2 separate regions of the Mus musculus genome follow, and region 2 is linked to region 1. A link is a loop called in an ENCODE intact Hi-C map of the cell type or tissue named here. Cell type or tissue: heart. All regions are shown on one strand.

Region 1 (8,000 bases):
ATTCACTTGTTCATTTATTCATTCATTCATTCATTCATTCATTCCTATATGTGTATGAGAGAGAGACAGAGACAGAGTAACCTATCAGGGCTCTTGTGGAGGCCAGAGGACAACTGGCAGGAGTGAGTTCTCTCCTTCCACCGTGTGGTTCTAGAGACTGACTTACCTGCTGAGCCACCTCGCTGGCCTGCCACCTGTCCTATGAGGGATGAAAAACCATGCTGGAGAGGGAAGCCGGAAGACCCTAGGTCACAGTAGTAAAGCCTTACACACCAGGGCAGTGTGTGGCCAGGGGGGAAGCAGGCTGCCGGACCCCGGCCGCCAGAGCTGCAGTGGGCCCTGTGCACACGCTGTGTCTGGTCCAGGCCAGCAGACTCACGAGCTCCAGCTCCCACAGTGACACTGCCCACCCTGGAAAGTCCCCCACCGTGCTGCAAATAAGGCTTATCTTTTCCTTTTTACCCTGCAGGGAGCTTCCGAGCAAGGCCTAGAGAAGATTCCAGAACCCATCAAGGAAGCTACAGCTCTGTTCTATGGTGAGGAAGGCCTGGCCAAATAACACTCACCCAAGGAGTTAGGGGCCAAGGAAAGCCCTTGGAGCCTGTTAGGAACTCAGATTCCCAAAGTTTATGTTCTCCCTCCAAGCAAGAAGGGGCCTGTCCCAGCAATGCAGCCTCTGTCTCTATGGCTTGCCAGTGACCTCAGGAAAGGGTGCTGTGGGCTGCTCCTAGCTCCCCAGAGCCTTCAGCGTGCCCGTGTTTCTCTGGCATTCCACCCCCACCACTGTCACCATCTCCACTGCTGCATTTGGAGCTATTGTAGGACATCACAGATCTTAGATGGGGCACCCCCACCGCAGCTCACCAGACATGATGCAAGGTCCCATTTAGCTCAAGTCATGGGAAGGAAATGTTGGGACCTGGCTCTCTGTCAGTACAGATGGGGGCAGGGTACCACCATGACACCCAAGCCGTTTCCTGCGATCTCCTAGGACCCTCAATGTCATCCAGTGGGACCCTTCCAGAAGGCCAGGTGGACTCCCTGCTTTCCATCATCTCCAGCCAAAGGGAACGTTTCCGCACCCGGAACCAAGAGCTGGAAGCCGTGAGTCCCACCCTACTTCCTGTTCCCCGTAGGCTTCAAATCTGAGGACACAAATGTAGAAAGACATAGGCTTGGGGAAAACAACAGATACTGAACTGGCAATAGGATTAGATGTACTCCATGCAGTTGAGACTTCCTGGAGGAGGCTGTGCCACTTTGGGCTTTAAGAAGTATTCACGAACTCAAAGTAAAGAACACTGGGGATTTTTTTCAGGGTTGGAAGAAGGAGATATAGAACACAAGACCCAAGGGTGGGCACCAGACTGCCTGGAATACCCACAGATGCTATGAGCAGGAGTGCAGTAGAGTGTACCTGGGCCACTCAGGCACAAAGCCACCGGGTTCAACCATCCACAGAGGAAATCTGCAGCACGTTGGAAAATGGGAAAAAAGAATGGATGGGAGAGAGTATGGCTGACCCCAATAAGAAAGGATTTTATGCCAGGACTGGTGGCACAGGTCTATAATCCCATTTTCTGAAGAGGCTGAAACAGAATATCTTAAATTCAAAGCCAGCCTGGGCAATTTAGAAAGACCCTGTTTCAAGAAAAGAAAAGGCTGAAGATATAAGTCAGTGGTAGGGCTGGGATGTGCCTCAACAGAATAGCCCCTGCCTAGAATCCCCCAGGGAGGGGCTGGGGATGTGGCTCAGTGGTAGAGCCCCTGCCTAGAATCAACCAGTGAGGGGCTGGGGGCGTGGCTCAGCAGTAGAGCCCCTGCCTAGAATCCCCCAATGAGGGGGCTGGGGGCGTGGCTCAGTGGTAGAGCCCCAGCCTAGATTCCCCCAGTGAGGGGCTGGGGGCGTGGCTCAGTGGTAGAGCTCCTGCCTAGAATCCCCCAATGAGGGGCTGGGGGCGTGGCTCAGTGGTAGAGCCCCTGCCTAGAATCCCCCAGGGAGGGGCTGGGGGCGTGGCTCAGTGGTAGAGCCCCGCCTAGAATCCCCCAGGGAGGGGCTGGGGGCGTGGCTCAGTGGTAGAGCCCCTGCCTAGAATCCCCCAGGGAGGGGCTGGGGGCGTGGCTCAGTGGTAGAGCACCTGCCTAGAATCCCCCAGGGAGGGGCTGGGGGCGTGGCTCAGTGGTAGAGCACCTGCCTAGAATCCCCCAGGGAGGGGCTGGGGGCGTGGCTCAGTGGTAGAGCACCTGCCTGGCATAATATAAGGCCTTAGGTTCCATCCCCAGGACTAAAAGCAAAAAAGATGGGGTGTAGAGGAGGAGAGGTTTGGGAGGGGAGGTCATGGTTTCAGACCTTTCGATATGTTCTGGGTTAGCATGGTTGCCTTGGGCTGTGGCCAGGCAGCATATCATGGAGACGCATATGATAAAGGCAAGCTGCTTATTTTATGGCTGCCAGTAAGCAATGAAATAGGAAGGGTTGGAGTCTCCGTATTCTCTCCAGGTGCACACCTCCAATCGCATAGCTTGTTCCCATGAGGCCCCGCCTTCTCAAGGTTCTCCCCTCTCAATACCCCCCTAGACTGGAGAATAAGCCTTCAGCACACAATCTCTGAAAGGCATAAGGATCCAAAACATAAGGCTGGAGAGGTGGCTCAGAGGTTGAGAGTACTTACTGCTCTTGAGGAGGAGCCAGGTTCATTTCCCAGTTGCCTGGCAATCCACAACTGTCTGTAACTTCATCCCCAGGGGAATCTGATACCCTGTTCTGGCCTCTGTGTGAGCCATATACTCATACACATAAAATAAAAGTAAATCTTCTTAAAATGCCATTTTAAATGACCCAAACATAACAAATAGAAAATTCAAATATGAAGAAATTGACTTTCCTGCAAAAAGACTTTCTAGCTGGGGCATCTGTGAGGAGAGTCAGCACTTCAGGCCCATGAGAGGCTGGGGAGATGCTCAGCGGGTAAAGTGTTCACTGTGCAAACATGAGGACCTAAGTTCAATCCCCAGAACCCATCTCTAGCATCCACAGACACACACACACTTTTACATGCAAATATTCACACACCAAGACACAGAAAAGGCCCCAGGCAAATGAAGCCCTCACATCTCACCTTTGTCCATCTTTGCCCTGCCCCCATTCCCAGGAGAGCCGCATGGCCCAGCACACCATCCAGGCCCTGCAGAGCGAGCTGGACAGCCTGCGCGCTGACAACATCAAACTCTTTGAGAAGATCAAGTTCCTGCAGAGTTACCCTGGCAGAGTGAGTCCCCCACCCCCACCCCACACGTGCTCCTCTTCTTCCCAGAGAAACTATGGATGGCGTGTGGGGCAAGATCAGGGAGCGTTAAGCAGTAATCCACTGGGTGGTCAGCACCAGGGGGACCCCCAAAGATACACACCTCCCTTCCCACCTGTCAGCTGTCTGCTCCGTGCATAGTACCTGAAGATGGTGGAAGGCAGACATGGGAGGCTCACTAATTGGAGTCCAGCCTAGACTTCCTAATGAGACTCTGTCTAAAAAACGGATTACAATCGTTGGAGAGACACTATTTTCTGACTTCTGTGGGCACTGCACACGTGTGGCACACACACATACATGTAGGCAAACCACACATACACACAAAAACTACATTTTAGAAAAAAACAAAAAATATAAAGACCATCTATAATGCACACCCCAAAAACAATGAACAGAAAAGGCTAGAAGCCTGTTTGTTGTGGTGGCTTTTTCGAGGCCCCAGGCCTCCCAGGCAGGGTCCACCATGCACACAGAAACCCCTTCCGCAGCTCAGGGAAGGCAGAAGGTAGGAAAAGAGCTGGGGGAGATGGCTCCAGGGGTGAGATGCTTGCCATGCAAACCTGTGGACTAGAGTTCAGATCCCTGGCTCCCACGTAAATGGCAGCTAGGCGTGGCAGCCTGCCTGTAAGTCCAGAATTCCGAAGGCAGAGGGGCAAGCTTTAGCTCGGCTAGCTGTAAAGACAAGCTGTAGTTCGAGCGAGAGCTCTTGCCTCAGTGAATAAGTGGAGTATAATCGAGGAAGACTCCTGACCTCAGGGCCTCCGTGCTTGCACATGTACGCGTGCATACGTGTGCACGCGCGCATGTACACAGAGACACAGAAAAGAAAAGAAACTGAGGGAGAGAGGAAGCTGGGATGTCTGTGGCCTTAATAAGACCCATTCCCACCCAAATGAAGCAACAGCCCTCTTTAGGCCACTAGAGGGCACCCGGGTTCCGCAAACCAGAGCCTCCAGGGGCTGTTAGGAAAAGCGCCTCCTGGCTACCTCAGGCCCTTTCCGCGTAGCTAGCTCAGCGGCACTCACCTGTGGCCCTAACTTCTTGGGAGGCCGAGACAAGAGGATCACTAAAGGCCGGAAGTTCAAGGTTCCCGAAAACACACATACACAAAACTGCCCCTCCCACTGGGAACTGTGACTTGTACATTCCAGCCTTTCTAAGATTTAGCTCCCCAGTGGAACTGTGACCCGCCTCCCCACCCTCGTCCCCTTCCCCCCTACACATACCCACACACGCGCGCACACACACACACACACACACCCTGGCCCGTGCCACAACATGCTGGTCCTATTAGCACTGGCGCCCTGCCGCCCTCCCCTCCAGTTCTAATCCTGTCCTCCCTGGAGCCCAGACTCCCAAACCCCTGATGACTGACTGCGTGTACCCTCTTTCTCCATGCAGGGTATCGGCAGTGACGACACGGAGCTGCGATACTCCTCCCAATACGAGGAACGCCTGGACCCTTTCTCCTCCTTCAGCAAGAGGGTGAGTAGGAACTCTGGGGCTGAGAATGTAGCTCCGGGGTACAGTGCTGCCTAGAGTCCTCCATGAGGGTCTGTGGGCCTGACCCAGCCATAGAGCTATAAAACAATGTCCTTTGCTCCCTGTGTCCTGCCTTCTCATGCACACTCTCCCGAACTGCTGGGCCACCTCTGAACCCCTCAGGTGTAATGTAAACTGTGGGCCAGTGAACAGCAACAGTTCTTTTTTTTTTTCCCATATTTATTTATTTTTTATTAGGTATCTTCCTCATTTACATTTCCAATGCTATCCCAAAAGTCCCCCATACCCACCCACCCCCACTCCCCTACCCACCCACTCCCCCTTTTTGGCCCTGGCGTTCCCCTGTACTGGGGCATATAAAGTTTGCAAATCCAATGGGCCTCTCTTTCCAGTGATGGCCGACAAGGCCATCTTTTGATACATATGCAGCTAGAGACAAGAGCTCCGGGGTACTGGTTAGTTCATAATGTTGCACCTACAGGGTTGCAGATCTCTTTAGCTCCTTGGGTACTTTCTCTAGTTCCTCCATTGGGGGCCCTGTGATCTATCCAATAGGAACAGCAGCGGTTCTCAGCCTTCCCAGTACTGCCGCCCTTTCATACAGTTCCTCGTGTTGTGACCCCCAACCTTAAAGTTATTTTCATTGCTACTTCATGACTGCAATGTTGCTGCTGCTATGAATTGTAATGTAAATGTCTGATATGCAGAATGGTCTTAGGTGACCCCTGTGAAAGGAGTCACGACCCACCCGACCCACTGGTTGAGAACTACTGGTGAACAGGTTAACCCAGAGTACACCTATAGGGACAGGCAGATCAGCAAAGGGGTCACAACTCCCTGTGTCAGGTGACTGGGGGCAGGAACCACTCCAAGCCTCTCCTAGATTATAGAAGCTGTGCCCATGAAGGACTTTCCTACAGGCAGAAGGGGCTGCTAGATTAGGGAGCCCAGGCTCTCATATTGAGTGTGACACAGATTAGGCACCCAGGGAATCCTTGCAGCCCTCTGGTGTTGTAAAGTAACATGAAGATTCAGGCGGCTTTACACAGGTCCCCTCTCTCTGTGGGACCCTTCCTCCATGTCTCTCTGTCCTTCAGGAGCGGCAGAGGAAGTACCTGGGCCTGAGCCCCTGGGACAAGGCCACACTTGGCATGGTGAGTCCATACCCTTGTATCCACCTGTGGTGGATGTTCGTCTTTGTTCTTCATCCCCTCTGAAGAAGCTCTGAGATCATGCAACCCTCTTCTGGGCCCTTCTGGGACAGCTCCTTGGATAGCCTCGTTGACTGTAGTTTCAGAAACTGGCCTGCAGGAGGCACCATTTGCCAGAAACTGTACCGGGTGCTGGGTGTCGGTCGCTCTGCAGATGCAGTGTTTGCTGAGCACACAGGACTTGAGTTTGAGTCACCATGATACCTGCCTGGTGCCATGACAAGCTCCTGAAACCAGCATTAGCGGGGTGGGGGGATTGGAGTGGTGGGACTCAGAGAAATGTGAGGTTTGCTGGCTGCCGAGTTTAGCCAAATCTGGGCTCCAGGTTCTCAAAGGGACAGTCTTTAAAAACAATTTTAAAAAAGTGGATCCAGGCACAGTGGGCCGCATGGCAGAGGCAAGAGGGTCTCTGTGTGATCAAAGGCACACATTGGGAGTTCCAGGCCAGCCAGACTAAAGAGCCTGTTTCAATAAAATAAATAAAAGTGGCAGGTGATTAAAGAAGACACCTGACACCTGACACCGACTTCTGGCTTCCACGGATGTGTGTGTACATGCATGCACCCAAAGAACTCACCTTTGCCGTCTGAGTATCCCCATTTGTCCCGGGGGAAAGTAGCCCCCCACCCACCCCCCACCCCCGCCTGCATACCTCTTCAGAAAGGAGCACAGAGCAACCCTGCCCTACATCCCCTTTGTTTGCCTTCAGGGCCGTCTGATTCTCTCCAACAAGATGGCCCGCACCATCAGCTTCTTTTACACCTTGTTCCTGCACTGCCTGGTCTTTCTGGTGAGTGTGCACACATTGGCCACCGTGTCTCCAAGCCTTTCTGGGTGGCAGAGTGCTGCTACAGTGTAGAGGGTTTCCTGAGCCCTCTACCCCTAACCCCCCGTGCCATGTCCTCAGCGCTGGCTCACTTCTGTCTCCTCCCCAAGGCTGAGGACTTCAATGCATTCTAGAGAGAAGAAACACCCCAATATCAGGCCCCCAGGCTGGAACACAGCCAAGCTATTCTGGAGAGGAGGCCAGGGACCCAGGCCTGCGAGGGCTTTGTGGGAAGATGATTAAGGAACTAGGCATACAGATGAAGGAAGGCTTGTCATCCCAACTACTAAGGAGGCTGAAGCAGGAGGATCACAAGTTCAAGCCCTGCCTGGGTTACACAGCATGTCCGAAGACAATCTGGACAACTTAATGAGACCTTCTCTCAAAAAGTACAAAGACAAGTAGAGATATAGTTCAGTAGTAGAGTCCCTGTCTAGAATCCCCAGTGAGGGGCTGGGGGCGTGGCTCAGTGGTAGAGCCCCTGCCTAGAATCCCCCAGTGAGGGGCTGGGGGCGTGGCTCAGTGGTAGAGCCCCTGCCTAGAATCCCCCAGGGAGGGGCTGGGGGCGTGGCTCTGTGGTAGAGCCCCTGCCTAGAATCCCCCAGGGAGGGGCTGGGGGCGTGGCTCTGTGGTAGAGCCCCTGCCTAGAATCCCCCAGGGAGGGCCTGGGGGCATGGCTCAGAGGTATGATGCTTGCCTAGCATACCTAACAAGACCCTGGGTTCCATTTCCAGCATTGGTGGAAGGTTAAGGCAGGTAAAAAAGCAGACCTAACTAGATCTCCAGGGAACAGACCATGGGCTACACAGAGGCCCATGTGCAACTGTCTACCCAGGTACAGAAACCCTTTATACTCACTTGGCTGAGGACAGTTCAAGGTCACAGGATGAGTGATGCCTCCATCTGCCAAATAGAGGGATAGTAAGTGTGGGCCTGGAAGGCTCCAGCATCAGAAACCACTGCCCCCTGCTAGGCATAGTGAAACATAGCCCTATTGCTAGCCTGGGTTCCAAGTCTGGTGTTCTTATTGAATATGCCCACAGTGTTAGGAGACTAACTCCAGGAACTCTGTGTCTGCTTCTTTCTAAGCATCTGGGAAGTAGGTTGGCTCAGGAGTATCTCCAAGGCCATCCACCCTAGGACCTGGGCTGT
Region 2 (8,000 bases), 51 kb after region 1:
TGTCACGGGCTTCTTTTTTTGTCAAGGAGAAACGACTGCGTAATGTTTTAGCCGTCACATGAAAATTGTTATGAAAATTTCTTGCAGCCTCTACCGGGGATGATAGGGCAGCAGTCACCACTTTAGTGGCCTTATCTGCCAAATCATTTCTCAGAGCCATGGGGCCAGGTAGGCCTGAATGGGCTCTAACATGAGTAATATAAACAGGAAATCTTCTAGATAACAAAACTAATTGTATTTGCTGAAAAATATTGGCAACTCTACTGGAAGGCTTAATCACTCCAGCCACTTCTAAAAGATTTACTGCATTAACCACATAACAGGAATCTGACACAATATTAAGGGGTTCTAAAAAGGTTTTTAAAACTTCTAAAACCACTAAACATTTTACCACTTGAGGTGAAATTTCATTATACTGTTTGGATACCACTTTACCATTAGCCACATAGGCACCTATGTCAGTTTTTGATCCATCAGTATATACCACAATCCCATTTTTAAGTGGGTTTCTTCTAAACATGTAAATATTGATTTCTCTCAAAGGAGGAAATATGCGTGACATCTATTTGTCAGACCTGTAATGGCCTGACGCCACGAGGGTTTACCCCTACGTGAGTAGATAAAATTTGACAACAATCTAAAGGCATTATTAAGTAATCAGAATCATTTCTAGTAGAACCAATCCCTCTGGCAGCTCTAGGAATACCAGAGGAAGAAAAAACAGCCATGTAGGCTTGGCAAAATTATTAGTTGAGCTATTTTGTCCCCTTGTGATATAGAAAAGACAACTTGAGGACAAGAACAGAGAACCTGAAGTTCCCCTTTACAATCCTGATCTACAACTCCAGGGTGGACAATAAGACCTTGTAGGCTGCAAGAGCCTGCCTCTGTCATTATTGTCCAGTGGCTTCACCTGCTCGGGAGAGCGCCTTCCAGGCCCTAATAGCCTTTTTATCTGATTCAGAACTATTAAGAACTGGCTTCTCTAATTGATCTTTTTTCTTTTCTTTTTCCTTTTCCTTCCTTTTAATCTCTCCCCAGGTATTCTTACCTGACCTAAACTTTTCCTCGGGTTCAAGACCCTTGGAAAGGCCTGTATACTTATTTTGTGAACCATATTTTCTCTTTGCTCCTATTCTCTCTCCCCGCTTTACTTCTGATAGATTGTCTTGAACTTTATCCAGAATCCGCCCTGCCTTAACCACTTGATAACATGTGAAAAGGAACAAAAGGGCTTCTAACACTAGAGAAAGTTCAAGGCCAAACATACCTTATAAAGCTATTTTCCACTTTACTTCTGATAGACTGTCTTGAATTTCCTTAGAAAGTTCAAGGCCAGGCTTACCTCGTAAAGCTATACTTACGGGTTACCGCCGTTCCCCAGCTGAAAAGTTCTGAATTTATGCAGTTGAATCCTTCTTAACAGTCTGCTTTACGGGAACCTTTATTACCGCGACCCGCAGTTCTGGTTCTGGAATGAGGGATCTTCCCTGCGCCGGTGAAACTCCCGTCCCGAGTTTCCTCCCGGGTTTTTTCTTCCCGGATTTTTTCTCGTCCCGGAATTTCTCGTCCCGGGTTTCAGCACCAATTCTTAATCGCGTTCTCACGCCCGGCCAGGAAAGACGCAACAAACCAAAATCTTCTGCGGCAAAACTTTATTGCTTACATCTTTGGGAACCAGGAGGGCAAGCACCCAGCGCCCAGCCCCAAAAACGAAAGCCCCTTCAATTACATCTTTAGGAGCCAGAGCTCCGGCGCGCGCGCTCTATTGTTTACATCTTTAGGCAGCGAGCGAGCGCAGGGCGCGCAGAGCCAGAGAGATGCCAGCGAGAGAGAATGGCGGAAACACCCCGTCCCCTTTTTTAGGAGCGTTATATTTCGCCTAGGACGCATCACTCCCTGATTGGCTGCAGCCCATGGCCGAGCTGACGTTTACGGGAAAGGTAGAGTACAAGTAGTCGTAATACCCTTGGCTCATGCGCAGATTATTTGTTTACCACTTAGAACACAGGATGTCAGCGCCATCTTGTGACGGCGAATGTGGGGGCGGCTCCCAACAATAATGTCCATTCTCCTCCTGTTTTCTTTGCAGTACTAGGAATGGAACCCAAGGTCTTGCATGTAGTACACAAGCACTCTACCACTGAGCCACGCCCACAGCTCCTCACTGGGGGATTCTAGGCAGGGGCTCTACCACTGGGCCACACCCCAGCCCCTCACTGGGGGATTCTAGGCAGGGGCTCTACCACTGAACCACGCCCCCAGCCCCTCCCTGGGGGATTCTAGGCAGGGACTCTACCATTGAGCCACGCCCCCAGCCCCTCACTGGGGGATTCTAGGCAGGTGCTCTAACACTGAGCCACAACCAGCCCCTCACTGGAGGATTCTAGACAGGTGCTTTGGTAAAGTCTGGGTGTGTGGTTCAGTGTTATAGCACAGGGCATGCCTATAGCTCAGTGGTAGAGCACCTGCTTGGTATCCTACATTTTGGAAATGGGAGTGCAGTGTGGTTTGTGAATAACATCTGTGAGACTCTGGGTTCAACCTCTGGTATTGACAAACCCTCCTCCCCCCCCACACACACATACCTCTTCACAGCTCCAACAATAGAACAGAGAAGATGTCCCACCTGGCCCCATCTCATCATATCCCGATCACACGTGAACTTCCGCTTTCTGCCCCTGGGGAGAGACCTGTATGAGGCTGAATGACAAGAGTGGAGATCAAAGACACACAAAAGGCTCATGTTTGCCCCTGGGACACTCGAGAAAGGAGAGATGAAGGCAGCTGCAAGGGAGGCAGTAGAACCCACCACACAAAGTGCAGCAAAGGTGTAGGACTCCCTTGTGACATGAGAACACCGCGAATGAGACCTAGGCAGGAGGACTGCAGAGAGGACTCAGCAGGGACACTCATGGGCTACTCTTGGAGAGGACCCAAGTTCACTTCCAAGTAGCCATGTCAGGAGGCTCACAACTGCCTGTGCGTCTAGCCTTAGGGAATCCGCCACCTGTGACCTCTGCTGGTATACTCATGTGTGCATCTCCATCCACACACACAGTCACATAATTAACGAGAGCCATACACACACACACACACACACACACACACACACATTAAAGTTTTATGTGTGAAGATGTTTTGCCTCTATATATGTTTATGGGTCAGAAAAGGGCACTGTATCCCCTGCAACTGGAGTTACAGATAGATGATTGTGTCAACATATAGGTGCTTAGACTGGAACCTGGGTCCTCTGGAAGAGTAGTTAGTGCTCTTAACAGCTGAGCCATCTCCCCAGCCCCGATCAGTTGTTTTTTTTTTTTTTTTTTTTTTTTTAAGACTTTTTATTATTATATCTAAGTACACTGTAGCTGACTTCAGACACACCAGAAGAGGGCGTCAGATCTCATTACAGATGGTTGTGAGCCACCATGTGGTTGGTGGGATTTGAACTCAGGACCTTTGGAAGAGCAGTCGGTGCTCTTAACCACTGAGCCATCTCTCCAGCTCCCCTGATCAGTTTTAAATACTTTTTCAACTGATGGTTCCATCTTTTGGTTCTTGGGACCCAGACTACTACTACTACTACTACTACTTCTTCTTCTTGTTCTTTTCTTCTTTCTTCTTCTTCTTCTTCTTCTTCTTCTTCTTCTTCTTCTTCTTCTTCTTCTTCTTCTTCCTTCTTCTCCTTCTCCTCCTTCTTCTTCTTTGGTTTTTCGAGACAGGGTTTCTCTATGTAGCCCTGGCTGTCCTGGAACTCACTCTGTAGACCAGGCTGGCTTTGAACTCAGAAATCCACCTGCCTCTGCCTCCCAAGTGCTGGGATTAAAGGCGTGCACCACCATGCCCGGCCCATTGATACTTCTTGATGGACAGCTATACAGCTAGGCAGGCCTCAGAGTAGAAAACCCTGGAAGGCAGTGTCAAGAGACATACAAGCCTTGCAGCCATGCAGAGCTGAAATGTTCATTGCTAGTCACCTCCACCATGAGGTATTCCAGGCCTGCACACGACTTCTGGCTACTCCTATTTTATTTTTTAAGACAGGCTCTCATGTAGTCCAGGATGGCCTGAAGCTCACTTTGCAGCCGAGGTTGGCCCCGAGTGCCGTGATTACAGGTGTGCACCAATACAATACTCTTTGGTCTCCTGCCTTTGGAGCTTGTTCACTGGGGTCCCAGTCTGGGTTTCCAGCCAGGAAGATAAAGCAGCACTATGGATGGAGTTCCAGGGCCCGTGGGGCCTGAGTGGTACATTGCTGCCCTCTGGTGGTAGTATGTAGTACTCTAGGTCCAAAGCCTGGGAAGAGAGTCCAGAGATGAAAGAAAAGTGGGATCTGGGTGCTGCCTTGAGGAGGCACCATGTAAACTGTCCTGCCAGGATGTCATCCCCACCCACCACGACTTTTGCCATGACTCACGTCTGCGAAGATTTGGGGACAGACCACTGGGCGTCAGTCTGTGTGATCCTGAGGCAAGCAGCATGGGTGTCAGGTTTTTTCTCTCTCTAATAAGGAGTGGAAGAGGAGGGGGAGGAGGAAGGGGAGGAGAAGGGGGAGGGGAGGAGGAGGAGGAAGGGATCAGGAGGAGGAGGGGATCAGGAGGAGGGGAGGGGAGGAGAAGGAGGAGGAGGAGAGGGGAGGGGAGGAGGAGGAGGAGAGGGGAGGGGAGGAGGAGGAGGAGGAAGAGGAGGAGGAGGGGGGGGAGAGGGAACCTAACAGCAGTGAAAGCCACCAAATGCACACCCCACACAGAACAAGTGCAATCATGGCTGTCTGCAGAAATCAGGTATTAGAAAGGGTTGTTATGGGGTTGCAGCTTCTAGAAAGTGATTTGGCATAGGATTTAAGTAAACACGCTTTTACTTAGGACAAGATGTTATTAGGAATCAATTCGCTGATTATATATTTAAATAATAATGTTATTATGTACAGTACAGGGATCGGAAGCCGGGACCCGTACATGCTGGAACCGGTACCTGTACATGCTGGGCAAATATGGCCATCGTCAGTGACCTCACTGGTGGACTCTGGGCACGTCTCTACCACGGAGCAGAGCAAGCCCTCAGTTCCTTTTGTCCTGGCTGTGTTTTGAGATAGAACATTACTATGTAGTCCTGGCTGCCCTAAACTTGATATGCAGACCAGGCTGGCCTTGAACTCATAGAGTTCTGCCACCCAAGCACTGGAATTAAAGGTTCCTAGCATCATGACTGGTGCCCTTAATTTTTTTTTTTCAGACAAGGTCTTGTGATATAGCCCCAGCTTGTTTTGAAATCTCTGTCCCTCTGCCTCCTAAATACTAAGATCACATGTATGTGCTACTGCACTCCTCTGGATAGTTTTCTTTCTATCTTTCTTTCTTTTCTTTCTTTCTTTCTTTCTTTCTTTCTTTCTTTCTTTTCTTCTTCTTTCTTCTTCTCCTTCTCCTTCTCCTTCTCCTTCTTCTACAGGCTTGTGCCTTTAGGCCATCTCCCATAGCCTGAGTCAGGCATACCTGCCAGCAGCTCTCTCTGGGGTAGAGTTCAGAATCAGTCAGTGGTGTGATCTAGCAGCTCTCTGTTTATGGCATCTTGCCCTTCTGTGTTTTGTGTCATATTCACTGTGCTGAACTAAACCATATGGTGAGAAACTTTGTGCTGCCCCTAAAGAGTTACCAAAAAAGCCCCTTCCTATGTTCTGGGAATTTGGTCACTCCTGGGTGTGGGGGGGGGGATTGCTGCAAGATTATCCTGGATTTCTGAAGAGGCTCCTCTGTACCCCACACACTACCTCTTCTGACTTCTCTCCTTTCTCTTCTTCACAGTTTTGTTTTTTTCTTTTTTCTTTTTTTCCAGACAGTGTTTCTCTGTGTAGCCCTGGCTGTCCTGGAACTCACTCTGTAGACCAGGCTGGCCTCAAACTCAGAAATCTGCCTGCCTCTGCCTCCGGAGTGCTGGGAGTAAAGGCGTGTGCCACCACTGCCCGGCCTTCCTTCCAGTTTTAATGAAGCTCCTCTCCAGGTTCCAAAGGGAAGCCTCTTGCTCCCTTTAAGGCCCCACCACGTTCAGAGATCCATATACTGTACTGTCTATTGTTCTCCCTCCATCTCCAGCAACAGTCAGCTTTGAGGCCCTTTCATTCTAATAAGCTTCTTCTAATAAAGGACTTGTTTCAGTTTCCTTGCCTACAAGATGTTACTGTTACCATCTTGGGTTTTTGTTGTTGCTTGTTTTGTTGTTGCTTGTTTTTTTGTTGTTTGTTTTTTGAGACTGGCTTTCTCTGTGTAGTTCTGGCTGTCCTGGAACTCTCTCTCTACAGACCAGGATGGCCTTGAACTCAGGGATCCATCTGCCTGTAACTCCCTGGGTGCTGAGATTACAGGCCTGCACCACCACTGCTGGCTCTTAACATCTTTTACTATAGGGAGCTACTTCAGTGCCTCACGCATGGTCAACAAAACACTCCACCACCAGAAGGCCGCAGTTCCATCATTCTCCATTACTTTCACCTTCAAGTGAAAGACTTGAAGTTAATTCCTCGTCAGGTAGATTGGAATGGCAACTTCCTTTATTCTAAAACAGACTCACATACTCAGGCTCGACTGGTGGCGCTGTACTTTCAGCGTGGCCAAGGAGATCGGGTCTGTCTTAAGAGTTCAGTTACAAAGGAGATTATAAGATTATTATAGGAATCGGGGTGTGAGAGGCTGGCGGATCTCCGAGAGTTCGAAGACAGCCTGGTCTACAAACCAAGTTCCAGGACAGAGATATACAGAGAAACTCTGTGTTGAAAAACAAGACAAACAAACAAAAAAACAAAAAAAAAAAAAAAAAAAAAAAAAAAAAGGAAAGGAAAGGAAGGAAGGAAAAGAGGGAGGGAAGGAGACGATATGGAGAGGGCGGAGAAGGGGAGAGAAGAGGAGGAGGAGGAAGAGAGAGTGGGGTAGGGAGAAAGTAGAATAGATAAAAAAGAAACGGAAAAAAAAGACAAAGCCCAGGAGCGAGCGAAACTGGGAGGGACGTGCCAAGAGTCCCAGAGCAAGCTGTGCGAAGTCCTTGGGGACCTGAGACGTCGCCTGGGGCCAGCCCACTCATCATCACTAAAGGCCGTCTCTTCCTCTCCGGATGTGAGAATCAGGCAGCCCTGATTTGTTTTGAAACAGGAAATGAAATTAAAGTGCTATGATCAAAATAAACCACACTGACCTCGCGTTCATGAATATTCAAGCAAGCTGCTTAGGACTGCCTCGTACCTCCGAGGAGAGAGTGCGCATGCGCCTCAGGAGAGCGCCCCTCCCCCCGGGGGTTTGAGAGTGCGCGTGCGCGGTTGGCGCGCTCTTCTGTCGTCATCAATACGAGCGGCCGCCGGCAGCTTTCGTAAAGGAGTAGGAGAGCGGCTATGGCGAGTCCTGCTGCCGCTTCTGTGAGACCGCCCAGGCCCAAGAAAGAGCCGCAGACGCTGGTCATCCCCAAGAATGCGGCCGAGGAGCAGAAGCTCAAGCTGGAGCGGCTCATGAAGAACCCGGTGAGTGGAAGTGGGCCGAGGCGCAGTCCCTTCACCCCGCCGCCAGACCGAGCAAGGCTACATTCAGTCCCCCTAGAGCAACCCTGGGGCGGAGAGGGCGGCCCCGTGGAGGGAGCCTCGCTCCTGTTCTTGTCCTACAGCGTAGCTGCACGAAGGCGCTGCCCAGCCCTCCACACCCTCCTTTTTCTTAGTTTGCTGTTTGCGGTATCATGGCGTTGCTCGTGCTGTCCACGTTCCGTACCGAATCGGCTTTGTAAGATAGGCAGACCTCGCATCCGGGCTCCTCGCATCCCGGCTCCTCTTACCTTATCTTCCCTACGAGCTGGGATGACAGCCCTGCGCTACTATTCAGTATTGCTTCACAGCCCTTTCTATTTTAATATATGAACCAAAGCGGTGGGAGCTGGGTATGGTGGTGCACACCTGCTATCCCAGCACTCTGGTGGCTGACCCCAGAAGTTTGCTACAAATTCGAGGCGAGCGTGGTCTACGTAGT

Evidence for each region. Peaks named below come from ENCODE experiments on the same cell type or tissue, not always from the same donor. Only the 100,000 strongest peaks of a DNase experiment are listed, where the experiment ranks them.
Region 2: a loop joins it to region 1, with 6 times the contacts of the local background. A loop is called at or near these places in 37 of 42 quality-filtered maps.

The regions. Positions count from the first base shown.
Region 1 is chr5:136,249,336-136,257,335 of GRCm38, reverse strand. It overlaps Gm30408 (a long non-coding RNA gene), which reads right to left. Exons shown (of 4, transcript XR_868600.2): 3 at 7,707-7,751; 4 at 5,475-6,484. It also overlaps a transcript of Cux1 not described here. Among named protein-coding and RNA genes, the nearest start is that of Gm30408, 7.9 kb to the right of the region's middle. In heart, CTCF peaks have their summits at 4,230 (motif pointing right) and 6,122 (motif pointing right); a DNase peak (open chromatin) is centred at 4,245.
Region 2 is chr5:136,198,279-136,206,278 of GRCm38, reverse strand. Prkrip1 (Prkr interacting protein 1 (IL11 inducible)) reads left to right here and starts at 7,325. Exons shown (of 6, transcript NM_025774.3): 1 at 7,325-7,504. The coding sequence starts at 7,379. In heart, no CTCF peak of the experiment used is centred here; DNase peaks (open chromatin) are centred at 4,298, 6,534 and 7,208; H3K4me3 peaks cover 1,714 bases; H3K27ac peaks cover 1,643 bases.